Regions from separate parts of the Homo sapiens genome. Here region 1 is linked to region 2. A link is a contact called in ENCODE Hi-C or POLR2A ChIA-PET data. All regions are on one chromosome and are shown on one strand. Each heading gives the region's core, a stretch centred on a gene start or an enhancer-like site at or near the end of the contact. The rest is flanking DNA. Distances are from core to core; before and after follow the strand shown.

Evidence for each region. Hi-C counts contacts between places; a loop is a spot of excess contacts on that map. ChIA-PET counts read pairs that join two places held with the same protein, here RNA polymerase II (POLR2A). Pooled maps may share reads with other maps.
Region 1: a loop to region 2 is called in a map with no recorded cell type, with 5 times the contacts of the local background. The contact joins two enhancer-like sites. A Hi-C loop is called at or near these places in 13 of 168 maps with a recorded cell type or tissue (CD4-positive, alpha-beta memory T cell, CD8-positive, alpha-beta T cell, Caco-2 and 9 more), 19 of 37 single-sample maps with no recorded cell type and 20 of 50 pooled maps. POLR2A ChIA-PET finds 5 or more read pairs at or near these places in 10 of 52 experiments (AG04449, HCT116, HepG2 and 6 more).

What each region holds. Positions count from the first base shown.
Region 1 is chr3:124,669,387-124,676,456 of GRCh38, forward strand. KALRN (kalirin RhoGEF kinase) reads left to right here. Exons shown (of 60, transcript NM_001388419.1): 48 at 2,274-2,512; 49 at 4,978-5,228. Among named protein-coding and RNA genes, the nearest start is that of UMPS, 58 kb to the right of the region's middle. Within about 2 kb of position 1,930, at least 2 of the 41 ENCODE cell types and tissues checked have a DNase peak (open chromatin) inside an H3K27ac peak, as active enhancers do; they include CD8-positive, alpha-beta T cell and natural killer cell, where a contact is called at or near this core.
Region 2 is chr3:124,616,171-124,622,711 of GRCh38, forward strand. The region is part of intron 34 of KALRN (kalirin RhoGEF kinase); the gene reads left to right. It also overlaps the pseudogene MEMO1P6. Among named protein-coding and RNA genes, the nearest start is that of UMPS, 110 kb to the right of the region's middle. RefSeq lists enhancers at 3,817-3,886, 4,654-4,743. Within about 2 kb of position 4,526, at least 13 of the 41 ENCODE cell types and tissues checked have a DNase peak (open chromatin) inside an H3K27ac peak, as active enhancers do; they include CD8-positive, alpha-beta T cell and natural killer cell, where a contact is called at or near this core.

The DNA of each region.
Region 1 (7,070 bases), core at 680-3,179, 51 kb after region 2:
ATTCTGAGAATTAAGTTATGCAAATGGAGGCTGGTGAAAGAATACAGGCTGTCCATTTAGCTTATTTAAGAAGGCATTCTATTTTCAAATGTTTTAGCACAATTATTGTAAATAACCAGGTAATATCACAATTCCATGTGATGGGAATTGATTCATAAAATCAGTTTGATAAGGCCTACTTTATAACTCTGCTATGTACTTAGAACTTGGAACTGTATTTATTTAGGCATAGTCAATGATTCAGACCTTTACTTCGTTCCAAGAGACCTTTCTCCTAATGAATCATGGAGATACAGTCAGCCCTTGGTATCCACAGGGAATTGGTTCCAAGACCTCCCGAGGATACCAGAGTCTGTGGATGCTCAAGTCCCTTACATAAAATGGCATAGTGTTTGCATATGACCTGTGTACATCATCCTGTACTTTAAATCATCTCTAGATTGTTTATAATACCCGATATAATGTACATGCTATGTAAATGATTGTTATACTATATTGTTTATGGAATGACAAGAAAAAAAACTCTGTACATGTTCAGTACAGACCACAACCATCCTTTTTTCCCCCATATATTTTCTTTTTTTTTTTTTTTTCTTTTTTTGAGACAGAGTCTCGCTCTGTCGCCCAGGCTGGAGTGCAGTGGCGCAATCTCAGTTCACTGCAAATCTCCACCTCCTGAGTTCAAGCGATTCTCATGCTTCAGCCTCCTGAGAAGCTGGGATTACAGGTGTATGCCACCAATACAAAAATACAGAAATGCTAATTTTTGTATTTTTAGTAGAGACAAGGTTTTGCCATGTTGGCCATGGCTGGTCCTGAACTCCTGGCCTCAAGTGATCCACCCGCCTTGGCCTCCCAAAGTGCTGGGATTACAGGCATGCACCACTGCACCTGGCCCTTCCCATATATTTTCAATCCACAGTTGGTTGAATCCATGGTTGTGGAGCTCACAGATACAGTGGGCTGACTGTATTACTGAACTAGGTTATCATCTCCTAAATACTTAATGCCACAAAACACTCCTCAGTGAGAGAGGCAGTGCTCTGGTGGGCCTGTTATTACTTTGACACATACAAGAGACAAGGATGTGATGACGGACCAGGGCCAGGCTTCTACTTACAGAGATGTGTGCAGGCATCTCAGAGCCAATCTTTCCTTCTGAGACCTCAAGTAGAAAGGAAGTGTGACCCTATGTTGAGTCCTGTTGAGGTATGTACCTATCACAGTAGAAATATCCTTGTAATTGAGAAGTTCTCTGGGCCCCAGCTGTTAACCCACTTAAATAGCTGTTACAGTGCAAACTGATAAAAATGACATAATCGGCCAACCTTTGAAGTCATTCTTAAAGAATTGGACCTGTATGACATTTGCCTGGCTCTCCCTCTTTAGTTCTCAGACCTTGCAACCTTGTTACCTTAAACTCAATAAAACAAAGCTCCAGTCTTCTCCTTCACATCAGCTTATTCTCCTGTCTTCTGAGTTCCACTGACTGCCATCCTCCGAGTCTCCAAACCTGAGCCATCCTCGATTCTTGCATTGCTTTTCCCACCTAGGCTGTCACAGTCTCATCTCTCCCGACCTCACCACGCCCACATCCATTCCACATCCCACTGGTCCCGCTCTCCTAGACCTTCTACCTCTCGCTTTTACCATTCTGTGGCTTCTGAATTAGACAAGAAGCCTTCTGTCTCATCCTCTCCAGTCCCTCCTCCTAACCACTACAAGGTCAGTGTTCCTCAAATGTCGCTCTCTGATGATAGAATCTCAATTTAAAGCTTTAAAGTTCATTCCATCCAATTACTTTTCATGACCTTCAGAATTCAGTCCAGACTCATTGGACTCACTTTCTAGACTTTTCATACCATGGCACTTCCCACCTCACAGACCCTTCTGGTTTCCTCTTCCTCCTAGACACCCTTGACTACTTCCTGTTCCCCTCGCCAACACGTCACACTTGCTTCCTTCCTGCAGCCTAAGTGCCAGAGTCTGGCCACAGCTCTCTTCCGAAGCTCTTTGTTATTACCACCACACACATATTACAGAGCCTTCTCTCTCTTTGCACAACCCTTGGCACCTCACATATGGCACCGTTTTGTTTTTTGTATTTTCATTATTTAGGTAGATGTCTTAGTTCTCCCATTGCCTTAAAAACAAGGGTAGTGTTTTTCTCACTTATCCACACGATGCCTAACACAAAGCCTTGGACCTAAGAGGCCTCCAAATCCTTGTGGGATTCCCAAAGCTTAGAGTAACCACCTGCTCTTATCCCACAGCACTGCAATCGCCCATTGAGTATCAACGGAAAGAAAGGAGCACAGCTGTGATGAGGTCTCAACCTGCCAGGCTTCCCCAAGCCAGCCCCAGGCCCTACTCCTCTGTTCCTGCGGGCTCAGAGAAGCCCCCAAAGGGCTCCAGCTATAACCCACCTCTGCCTCCCCTGAAGATATCTACCTCCAATGGCAGTCCAGGGTTTGAATACCACCAGCCTGGGGACAAGTTCGAAGCCAGCAAGGTAAGTGACAACTCATTACTCCCACCCTTGTCACTACGATGGCATAGCCTCAGGGGTTACTTTAGGAAGAGAAGGAGTCTCGGTCTGTCATCCAGGCTGGAGTGCAATGGCACCATCTCAGCTCACTGCAACCTCCGCCTCCCAGGTTCAAGCGAATTCTCCTGTCTCAGCCTCCCGAGTAGCTGGGACTACAGGCGCCCTACCATACCCAGCTAATTTTTGTATTTTTAGTACAGATGGGGTTTCACCATGTTGGCCAGGCTGGTCTCAAATTCCTGGCCTCAGGCGATATGGCCACTTCAGCCTCCCACAGTGCTGGGATTACAGGTGTGAGCCACTGCACCCGGCCAGGAAGTAGCATCTTTTAATGCTTGCTGATTATTTTAGCAGGAACAGCACACTAAGTACAGTCTAGTCTCAATTATGTTTTCCTTTCCCTATAAACTGAGTGAGTTATACCAGTTCCCTGTGGCATAAATCATCATAAAAATGGATGATTTTTGCTAAATAGAGTAGTTTCAGTGTGGATCATCGTCATCTAAAAGTCACAGCTGTAGTGTTTGACACCTTAAAAAGAGTTCACCCTTTCTAATGATGATCTGCCTCGAGCACCTACTGAAAGAAGTTCCCAGTTCTTCACCATCTATTGGCTGATGTGGAAGGGAAGTCGATCATCAGTGTGTGAATGGGAGAAGTCTGACTTGGATTGAATGTTTGTCGTCGATAATCCACAATTCAAACATCACCATAAGGAGAGTCAAAGACTCAACCATAGACTTAGTCTACACAGCTATTTTGCCCCTACAAGGTAGGTAGAACAGGAGAGAAATGGGAAAAGTGCTAGATTAGGAATCAGGCAAACCTGGTTTCTATTCCCAGTTCTGCAACTCACTTGCTTTAGAACCTTAGCCGAGTTAGTTAACCTCATTAGGCCTCAGTTTTCTCTAGAACTCAGTGGCTCTATGAATAGGAACACTTACATTTTTTATCTACATGTTCCAGTTTTATAGTTTTATTTCTCCTCAAAATTATTAGTTTATATTGGTTATATTAAAAAATTATTAGTGTCCAAGTTCAATCCTGTATTAGAGTAACCACACTGATTTGTTCCGTCACATCACCTGGAAATGATTTTCCACCTTAAAAAACAATCCTGCCTTTGTGAATAAACTGAAGTCACTTTGGCATTTTGTCAAACATATCGGGCCAGATGCGCTGGCTCACGCCTGTAATCCCAGCACTTTGGGAGGCCAAGGCAGGGTGATGGCTTGGGCTTAAGAGCTCAAGACCAGCCTGGGCAACATAGCAAGAACTCATCTCTAATAAAACTTTAAAAAAAAAAAAAAATTAGCCAGGCACGGTAGCATGCACCTGTTGTCCCAGATACTGAGGCAGGAGAATCACTTGAGCCTGGGAAGTCGAGGCTACAGTGAGCTATGACTCTGCCACTGCACTCTAGCCTAGGTGACATAGCAAGACCGTGTCTCAAAAACAAACAAAAAGTATATACTGAAGAATTTGTATGTATATCCTGTATGTATATACATATAGAATATATATGTATATCCTGTATGTATATACATATAGAATATATATGTATATCCTGTATGTATATACATATAGAATATATATGTATATCCTGTATGTATATGCATATAGAATATATATGTATATCCTGTATGTATATGCATATAGAATATATATGTATATCCTGTATGTATATGCATATAGAATATATATGTATATACTGAAGAATTTCTGGCTCTTACCATGCTCTATGAGGCAGCCAGTCCTCCTAGGAAAGTTACAAGTCTGTCTAGAGGCAGCTGCCCTGAAATAGACTCACATGAAAAGGTCATGGGCAGCATCTCTTATATTAATGAGTAGGGGAGGGTACCTGGTGCCTGCAGGAAGTTGGGTAAGGGTAGGTCATGGTCTTGCCTTTGAATTGGGCAGAGATATCATTCTTAGTCCTGTCTCAAAGAGGGTCAGAATATAAAGTAAAGCCAGCGCACTTTCAAAAAGAGAAAAATTTAATATCAAACAATCCGTGTTCTTTCCATTGAAGGATTGTGACCCCTGACATGACACTTGCCCTGACCTCATTCTGCCCAGGTGCTTACATACCCCTATGCCAGTGCCAGGTTCTTCCTTTCACTTGTAAGAGAACGCTGGCAGGAAGGTTGTATGCTGGGAAGGGGCTTCCAGGTCAAAGGCGTGTTTATACCTTTATGTGGGGTGGAGCCATTCACCCTGGATGATAATATTGTTGAAACATTGCTATTAAAAAATATACTTTCAGAGCATGTTTATTAATATCATGTCATTACTCAAGAGAGAATGCTGCCTGCTGCCTACCCTGCTAGTGGGAGATTTGGCCTTGAACCACTGGGTAGGGTGCAGAGCAAGCCCATGTGAACTAGCGTCCTTGTGTTTGTGCCCCTCTCACCCTTATCTCCCAGCAGAACGACCTGGGAGGCTGCAATGGGACCTCGTCCATGGCCGTGATCAAAGATTACTATGCACTGAAGGAGAATGAAATCTGTGTGAGCCAAGGTGAGGTGGTCCAGGTCCTCGCCGTCAACCAGCAGAACATGTGTCTGGTGTACCAGCCTGCCAGCGACCATTCCCCCGCCGCCGAGGGCTGGGTCCCAGGCAGCATCCTGGCGCCCCTCACCAAAGCCACAGCAGCAGAAAGTAGTGACGGGAGCATCAAGTAAGTGCCTCGTTGGCTTCCCCGGGAGAGGAGTATGAGGATTAAAAATATTCAGAAACAAACAAAAGAACACAAAAATGCAAACACATGGTAGGGAATTACTACTGCTTATTCTCAACAGTACCACAGAACCAGTGTTTGAGTGCTGACACCATATGCAACATGGGGCATCCGGGCTGGAGTGATCCAGTTTTTTAGTTGGTGGTGGCGATGATTTTTCTTTCCTTTTGGTTTATAATTTTCTGTTCATTTTTCCCCCTTTCTCCCCCACATTCATTAAGAACCCTACTGAAACCCTAGGTGACAAAAGGTGTGCCTTCTGTTGCCACATTTGACCCACCACAGGACTCACTGGACTGGACTTCTATTTATATTGTATTAAGTAACTGATATATATATATATATATATTTTTGATTGACACCAAAAAATTACCTTGGCACAAATGCCAGACCTGTGAAGGTCAGAGGCCCGCTGCTTTTCCCAGGAGGGAGGGAACTTTTTGGTTGTCTGTGGCAATTCCTCTGTACAGATTGTAACTTTTTAAAAATTTCCCTTCACCCCGTCACTTGAATATATGTTCATAGTAATTTGTAAGATACTTCTTTTCCTTATTTTGGTTGCAAGACCCTTCCGAACACATTCCTGTATAAAGTATTTTGCACTATTTAAAGAAACCCATATGGATGAAGTCAGGATGTGCAATATGATGGCGTCACAGTGCTCATCGTTGTACCTGTAATGTAACTAATCAGTTTAAATGTACTATTTTAAATATGTAAAATAAATTTTCACCATGAGCATGTTTTAATGAAGTTAAAGACTAGTTGACCCTTTTTCCCCTGTTTCACTATTCTTGGACTTTCAAATGTGCAAACAATTCTTCTTCTTTTCCTCCTCTTCTTCTTTTTTTTTTTTTTTTTTTCCCTTTTCTGTATTTTAGGATTTGGGTGAATGCATTGGCATTTTTTTTTCCTACATAAAAAGTATTTTTGTTGCTGAAGTTCTGACCCGGGCCTTCCCTCCTAAATAGCCCCTGTTGATTTTCTCTAACCTCTGAGATGAGGGAAGGTACAGATTTGATGCTGTCCAACTGGTTCCCTGCAACTGGGCAGCCCTGAGGTGCTGATGTCAATTAATGACCAGAGTAGAAGGCAGTGTTTGACTGGCATTCTCCGCTGCTTTCCCCTGCTGCATAGTAATCCATGGAAGACGTGGTGCAGGGGGCTTCCATGAGCTATCTGAGCAGTGGCACCAGCATAACTGCACTGCTTTGGCCCTCTAGGTCAGGGGATAGCAGCTACTGACATCACCCTGGCCTCACTAGGTAACCACAGGCCCAGCCAAAAATCCACAGTGGCCCCTAAGGCACAATAGCCCCCATGCATTTTATCCTAAGTATACTTGTTTTGGGTGCCTTTTAGGTAAGCCTTGGGATAAAGGCCCTCAAAGCATTGAAGTTTTTACTAATCAGGGGACTTGCAGAGCTAACTCTTAATGATTTATCCTCTAAATATCCAGGCACTAAACACTTCTTCCTCCCTACCTTTGGTTCTGTTGGCCACTTATCCATACCTTCCATGGGAGGGAAGGTAAAAGGATGTCAGACCGAGCAAAAGAGAGCAGATTGAAATACAAATGGGTCATTTTGATTTCTTGTCAGCCGCTCTTGCAAAAGGGTTGGGGGTGTGTGTGGAGGGGAGCAGTGGACTGAAAAAGGTTGTCAGCATTTACCAGTGGAGGACACTCAGCACACCCTCCCCAAGGCCTGCCATAACCACAGGGGTCAGAGTTGGTTGTGATGCCTACAGGATAAACGTCACTGAAACCCTGTGTCCACATCA
Region 2 (6,541 bases), core at 3,276-5,775:
TTCCATTGTGACATTTTCAGTTAAGTAGCACTTAATTACAGTCTTAAACTTTCCAGAGCCACCCTGCTTAACTCTTCCCCCCAGCCTCTATAATTAAGCCTGTTGCAGTTACCTTTGGTTAAGGTTACTACTGAAGGGCACATTGTGAGTTGAATCCAGGCCAGGCTTCCCACTGGCTTCTGGGTATACTTGATGTGATAGTACATAAGCCTAAAATAACTCGGCTAGACTGCAACTTAGCTCCTACTTTGGCATTCATAACAGGTTTTGAGTTTGACTGACTACCTTGCTGTCAGAATACCATCTCCAGGAGTCTCACTCACCCTTTTTCTTCCAGATCTAGGGAATAATAGCCAAGCTCAATGAAATTTGGTAAATGCTCTATGTTCCCTCTGGGGTCATCATCTACATTAGCATATTAGAGGTTCCCAGAAGTCTTGCAGTAAAGAAAAAGGTGGCTTTCTTAACTCATCTTTAATTGACTGGGCAGCACTTAGAACTTCTTAAGGAACTGGCCAGGCGCGGTAGCTCATGCCTGTAATCCCAGCACTTTGGGAGTCCGAGGTGGGCGGATCATGAGGTCAGGAGATCGAGACCATCCTGGCTAACACGGTGAAACCCCGTCTCTACTAAAAATACAAAAAATTAGCCGGACATGGTGGCCGGCGCCTGTAGTCCCAGCTACTTGAGAGGCTGAGGCAGGAGAATGGCGTGAACCCAGGAGGCGGAGCTTGCAGTGAGCTGAGATTGCACCACTGCACTCCAGCCTGGGTGACAGAGTAAGACTCCATCTCCAAAAAAAAAAAAAAAAAGTTATATTGCTAAGTTTTGTCCCTAGCTTTTCATTACCAGCCATTTAATGACCAAAGAATTTGTGTTGGCTGGGCGTGGTGGCTCACGTCTGTAATCCTAGCACTTTGGGAGGCTGAGGCAGGTGGATCACTTGAGATCAGGAGTTTGAGGCCAATCTGGGCAGCACGGTGAAACCCTGTCTCTACAAAAAATTTAAAAAAATTAGCTGGGCATGGTGGCATGAGGCTATAGTCTCAGCTACTCAGAAGGCTGAGGTGGGAGGATCACCTGAGCCCAGGAGGTTGAGGCTGCAGTGAACTGTCATTGAGCCACTGCACTCCAGCCTGGGTGACAGAGTGAGACCCTGTCTCACACAAATGAACAAAGAATTTGTGCTGGCAATGCAAAGATGGAGGAGACCTCCTCTCAAGGACTTTGCTCAGTGAGGGAAAATATGTAAACAAGCATTTATCAGTGCCAAACAAATAGCACAAAAAGGTATTCAGAGCAAAAGGAGAACATGCTGGGCTTACAACGAAGAAGTCCTTGGTAAGCTTCAGAAAAGCAGAAAAGCTAAAGGGTGTATAAGCAGGGAAGAATGCAACATAGTACAGTGAACTGAAAAATTAGACTAAAGTGAAGGGTTCTTATAGGACACTGGTCTTCAAACTCTGGTGCACATCAGAATTACTTGGGGAGCTTGTTAAAACACAGGATACTAAGCCACCCCAATAGTTCCTGATCCACTAGCTCTGGAGTAGGGCCCAAGAATTTTTATTTCCCACAAGTCCCCAGATGATACTGATCTTGCTGATCTGGGGACCACAGTTTGAAAACTTTGGATTATCAAAAAGTGGAACTCAGAGAACAGGCAAGGTGAGATCAGGCCTGATCGTGGAACTACCATAAAAAAGTAGGCTGACAAATTAGATACTATTGATGAAGTTTTGAATGTGATTTGAACAAAGCGATACAATTGCTCTGGTGGCAGAGATATATCAAATGAATAGGAGAAAAAGACTGGGGGCAGAGAGACAGTCTGGAGCTGTTATGTAGTTAAAGCAAGTAGATTTAAACTATCTGAGTGCCAGTGGGAATGGAAAGAAAATACCAGTGCAGAAATCTTTTTTTTTTTTTTTTTTTTTTTTTTTTTTTTTTTTTTTTGAGATGGAGTCTCGCTCTGTCTCCCAGGCTGGAGTGCAGCGGCACGATCTCGGCTCACTGCAAGCTCCGCCTCCCGGGGTTCATGCCCTTCTCCTGCCTCAGCCTCCCGAGTAGCTGGGACTATAGGCGCCTGCCACCACGCCCAGCTAATTTTTTTTTTTTGTATTTTTAGTAGAGACGGAGTTTCACCATGTTAGCCAGGATGGTCTCGATCTCTTGACTTCATGATCCGCCCACCTCGGCCTCTCAAAGTGCTGGGATTATAGGCGTGAGCCACCGCGCCCAGCCATGCAGAAATCTTAGTGAATGAAAAGTCTGCTGGTAGGAGAACAAAACTGGAAGTTAGCCTTGCCCATTCTGTGGGAGAGTCTTCAGTTATATACAGTCATTTGTATAGTGCTATTTTGAGTCTTTGTGCTTATTACTAGGGCTGAACTTGTTTATGTTCATACCATCTGAAAAGAAAAGGAGAAAATATTACTAGATAAGCTAATAGAGTTAACGGTGCTTTACGGAGCTCATTGAGGGCTTGTTTGAAGGCCTAAGACATACCATGGACTCAGGAGTGGCCCTGATTTATGGGGAAATTGGGCTTACCTGCCAGATATGGAGCTTGGGAGGGCTGCATGCAGAGAGCTAAATCCAGGAGAAGGTGCCCACTCCAGCCTCGGAAATTGGTAGGTGCCTTGTGCCATAATTAGATGACCCTCCTTGTTGTGCTTGTGATGTCTTCGTAGGCGAGTGCAGATTTCAGGCAATCTCAGTTCCTACTTATCCACTAATTCTTGCTGGCCATCACTTGAAAATAGTAAGCATTTCTTGTTTGTCTATTTTAAAATGAATGTTATGGTATATATCTTAGGTATATGACATGATGTTATAGGATACATATAAATAGTTATCTGCTACTTTGTATCCTCTGGCCAACATCTCCCTGTTTCTTCCCCCTACTCCAGCCCCTGGTAACCAGTGTTTTATTTTCCATCACTGTATATTTGACTTTTTTTTTTTTTTTAAGATTCCACATATAAGGGAGATCATGCAATAGTTTTCTATGTCTAGCTTATTTCACTTAACATAGTGCCTTCCAGGTTCATCCAAGTGGCAGAATTGCCTTCTTTTTAAAGGCTGAGTAATATTTCATTGTCTGTGTATATAAATACATACATCAGTTTCTTTATTCCTTGGTTTGTTGGCAAACACTTAGATGGTTGCTGTATCTTGGTTACTGTGCATAATGTTGCAATGAATGTAAGGGTTCAGATATCTCTATGAGGTAGTAACTTCATTTACTTTGGATGTGTACTCAGAAGAGGGATCACTGGGTCATGTGATAATTCCTTTTTATTTTCCTTCTTTTTTTTTTTTTTTTTTTTTTGAGATAGAGTTTTACTCTCGTTGCCCAGGCTGGAGTGCAATGGCGTGATCTTGGCTCACTGCAACCCCGCCTCCCAGGCTCAAGCAATTCTCCTGCCTCAGCCTCCCGAGTAGCTGGGACTACAGGTGCATGCCACCACACCCAGCTAATTTTTGTATTCTTTGTAGAGACAGGGTCTCACCATGTTGTCCAGGCTGGTCTTGAACTCCTAAGCTCAAATGATTCGCCCGTCTTGGGCTCCCAAAGTGCTGGGATTACAGGCATGAGCCACTGCGCCCAGCCTGATTATTCTATTTTTAATTTCTTTAGGAACCTACATACTGTTTGCATAATAGCTGTATCAATCTACACTTCCAGCATCAATGTGCTAGGGTTCCCTTTTCTCTACATTCTCACCAGCATTTGTTATCTCTTGATTTTTGATAATAGCCATTCTAACAGGTATGAGATGATATCATAGTGAAACCATTTTGGTTTTTTTTTTTTCCACAATGAAAGGCCTGTATTTTATACTAATATAATGTGCCCTTTCTTCAGTCTGAATTTGTAAAGTTTCACCATATTCTTTCAGCGGCTATGGTTTTTGTTTTGTTTTGGTTTTGGTTTTGGTTTTGAGACAGAGGTCTCACTGTGTTGCACAGGCTGGAGTGCAGTGGTGGAATCACAGCTCACTGCAGCCTTGACCTCCTGGGCTCAAGCAATTCTGCTGCCTCAACCTCCTAAGTAGCTGAGACAACAGGAGCGCACCACCACACCAGGCTAATTTTTGTTATTATTTTTAGTAGAGATGAGGTCTCGCTATGTTGCTCAGCTGGTCTCAAACTCCTGATCTCAATTGATCTTCCCACCTTAGCCTTCTAAAGTGCTGGGATTATAGGCATGAGCCACCACTCCCGGCCTTGGTGGTTATGTTTTGAACTCTTCAGAAGTCTTTTGGGAAAGTTTTCTACTCCACAGTTTAGAAAAAATGTGTGTTCCCTCTCCAGAAGCTGCAGCAAACTCTAGCAGAAGTAAATGGGTGTGTAGGTTGAAATAATATCTAGAATATTTACTCTTAGAAGAGCAGCAGATCTGCTTTCACTGACTTTTGCTTGATCCCACATATCAAGCTTCAGAATCCACCACTGGTGGAATATAGAGAGAATTTTCTCGCCTTTAACTTCCAGAGACAGCTAGATGGGGCAGTGAGTCCAGTGAGTCAGCACAGCAGTATATCAGAGCAGCGGCCTTGTGTTTTCAGGAAGTGCTTATCTAGGGGCAGAGGGTGGAGTTCATTGCCCTTTGAGGGCTTTCCTCCCTCTGTCTCTGACTCAGACAGAGGATTACACAGGAGAACCCGAGGTCGAGGAGACCTTGAGGACAGTCAATTGGGAACTTTCATTTTATCCTCTGCTTCCAATGCCATCCTAACAGGAGCCAAAGCGTGGGGCCAGGGTCGTGGGGAGGACAGCACTGAAGAAGCCTGCAGTAGTTGAGGGAGATCTGCACTGAATTAGAACAAAATTTAGGAGACTTCTAATTTGAAGCCAGAGGTGCTGACTTTTGAGTCTTTGGAGATTGCCTGTTGGAAATATTCCTGTTGAGGGCCAATGTCCCAATGGGCTCTGAAGATGAGAAGGATCCCTGCCCTATGTGGATGCCACTGGATCTGGAATCATTTCTGTGGCTCAGATATCTGTACACATTCTGCCAGGACAGGAGCAGCCGTATTGGGAAAAGAAGGGGGACAATAACTAGAAACGAACTAAGATGTGGCCCTTGCTTTTGTACTTTTAATTTAATGGGAAAAAATAGATACAGATGTTCTAAATGCATAAGGATTCAGTTGTACAGAATTTATAAAAACACAAAGTTAAGTCTGACTGAAGTGGTAAGGTAAAGGATGTTGAGTTGGTAAAGGATGCATTGGAAAAGAGACTCCTAAACTAGGTCTAAAAGTGGTGGCATAGTAAGTGGGAGGCAGGGGTTTGCGCTATGCATTTGAGACTTGGGGATGACTAAGAGATGGAAGATGGAATATTCTGAGCCAAGATGCATCTGCCAAGTTTAGTCTAAAGTTGTGTTAAGAGTAATTGCAAGGGCAACAAGTTTCCTAGTGTCAAGGAATAGTATTTCTAGCTCCCCCCACTTCCCGGCCCCATTTCCTGTTGCTGTCACCATAGCAGCTATCTTCATTCTCCAGCACTAAGTGGCCCAGGCACCAAGATGGCTAACCAGATGGTTTGCTGAGAAGCCAGCCGTGCCAGAACCTGGCCGTACATAGCCTCAGGACCTCAGCTGAATATGCAACCAGGAGCTTGTATTCTGTTAAATTTTGCCAGAGTATTATTGTACACCATGCAGGACATATTATGTAATAATACTTACTGCAGGCCTTATGCTGTCAATGCTTATGAACAAATATGGATTTATCCATTGGCTACCCAGGAAATTTTCACCTTTGGCCCTCCCATTACGTGCCCTTCTCTAGATATTCAATTTCCAGTGTGAACAAAGATGTATATATGATATTTCTATAATTTTTATATTAGCAAATTATTTCTGGAAAGCAAAGAAAATAGGAATGTTTGAGTATATAATATCTTCAGACAGATGTATTGAAGTACATTGGCCTTATACAACTCAAGCCATATGAAAGCAATATGAATGAGTTTGCAATTATTCCCATGCCATTGGAGCTAAAGCAAAAGAACAGAAGGTCAAAGGACCCCTCTGTAAATTGTTAGTGGATATTAGAAATCTTTGTGGTTTCTTCTGATTTCAGCCATTGGAGTCAAAGTTTCCAATTCAGTATTACGATTAACACCAGGTGGACATTTATAGACCTATTGACCATCTAGATAAAACAGGTATGGTTTATATGGAGCAACTGGACCCCATTGTCTTTTAACAATCACATGATGCATTATATAGAAGACATGCCTTTGGGGTGTGCTTGAATACCATCACTGAACTCCAGAAGAATGGATTGAAACCGAGTTTTTTCATTTTTGAGTTGTACTACTCAAGCCAATGTAGAAAATAGTGAGCCAGCCTCATAAGTAATATATTTGTGATGCCCGCAATCCATGGAAGCCTCGGATGCCACCTGCACATATGCTTGCTCTCTAGGGTCCCAGCCTACCCCTTGCAAAGACACTGCTACTGGTCTTTGGGGACACTAAGCTCCTAACACTATTAGAATTATCTTCTTTTTCTGTCTGGGAA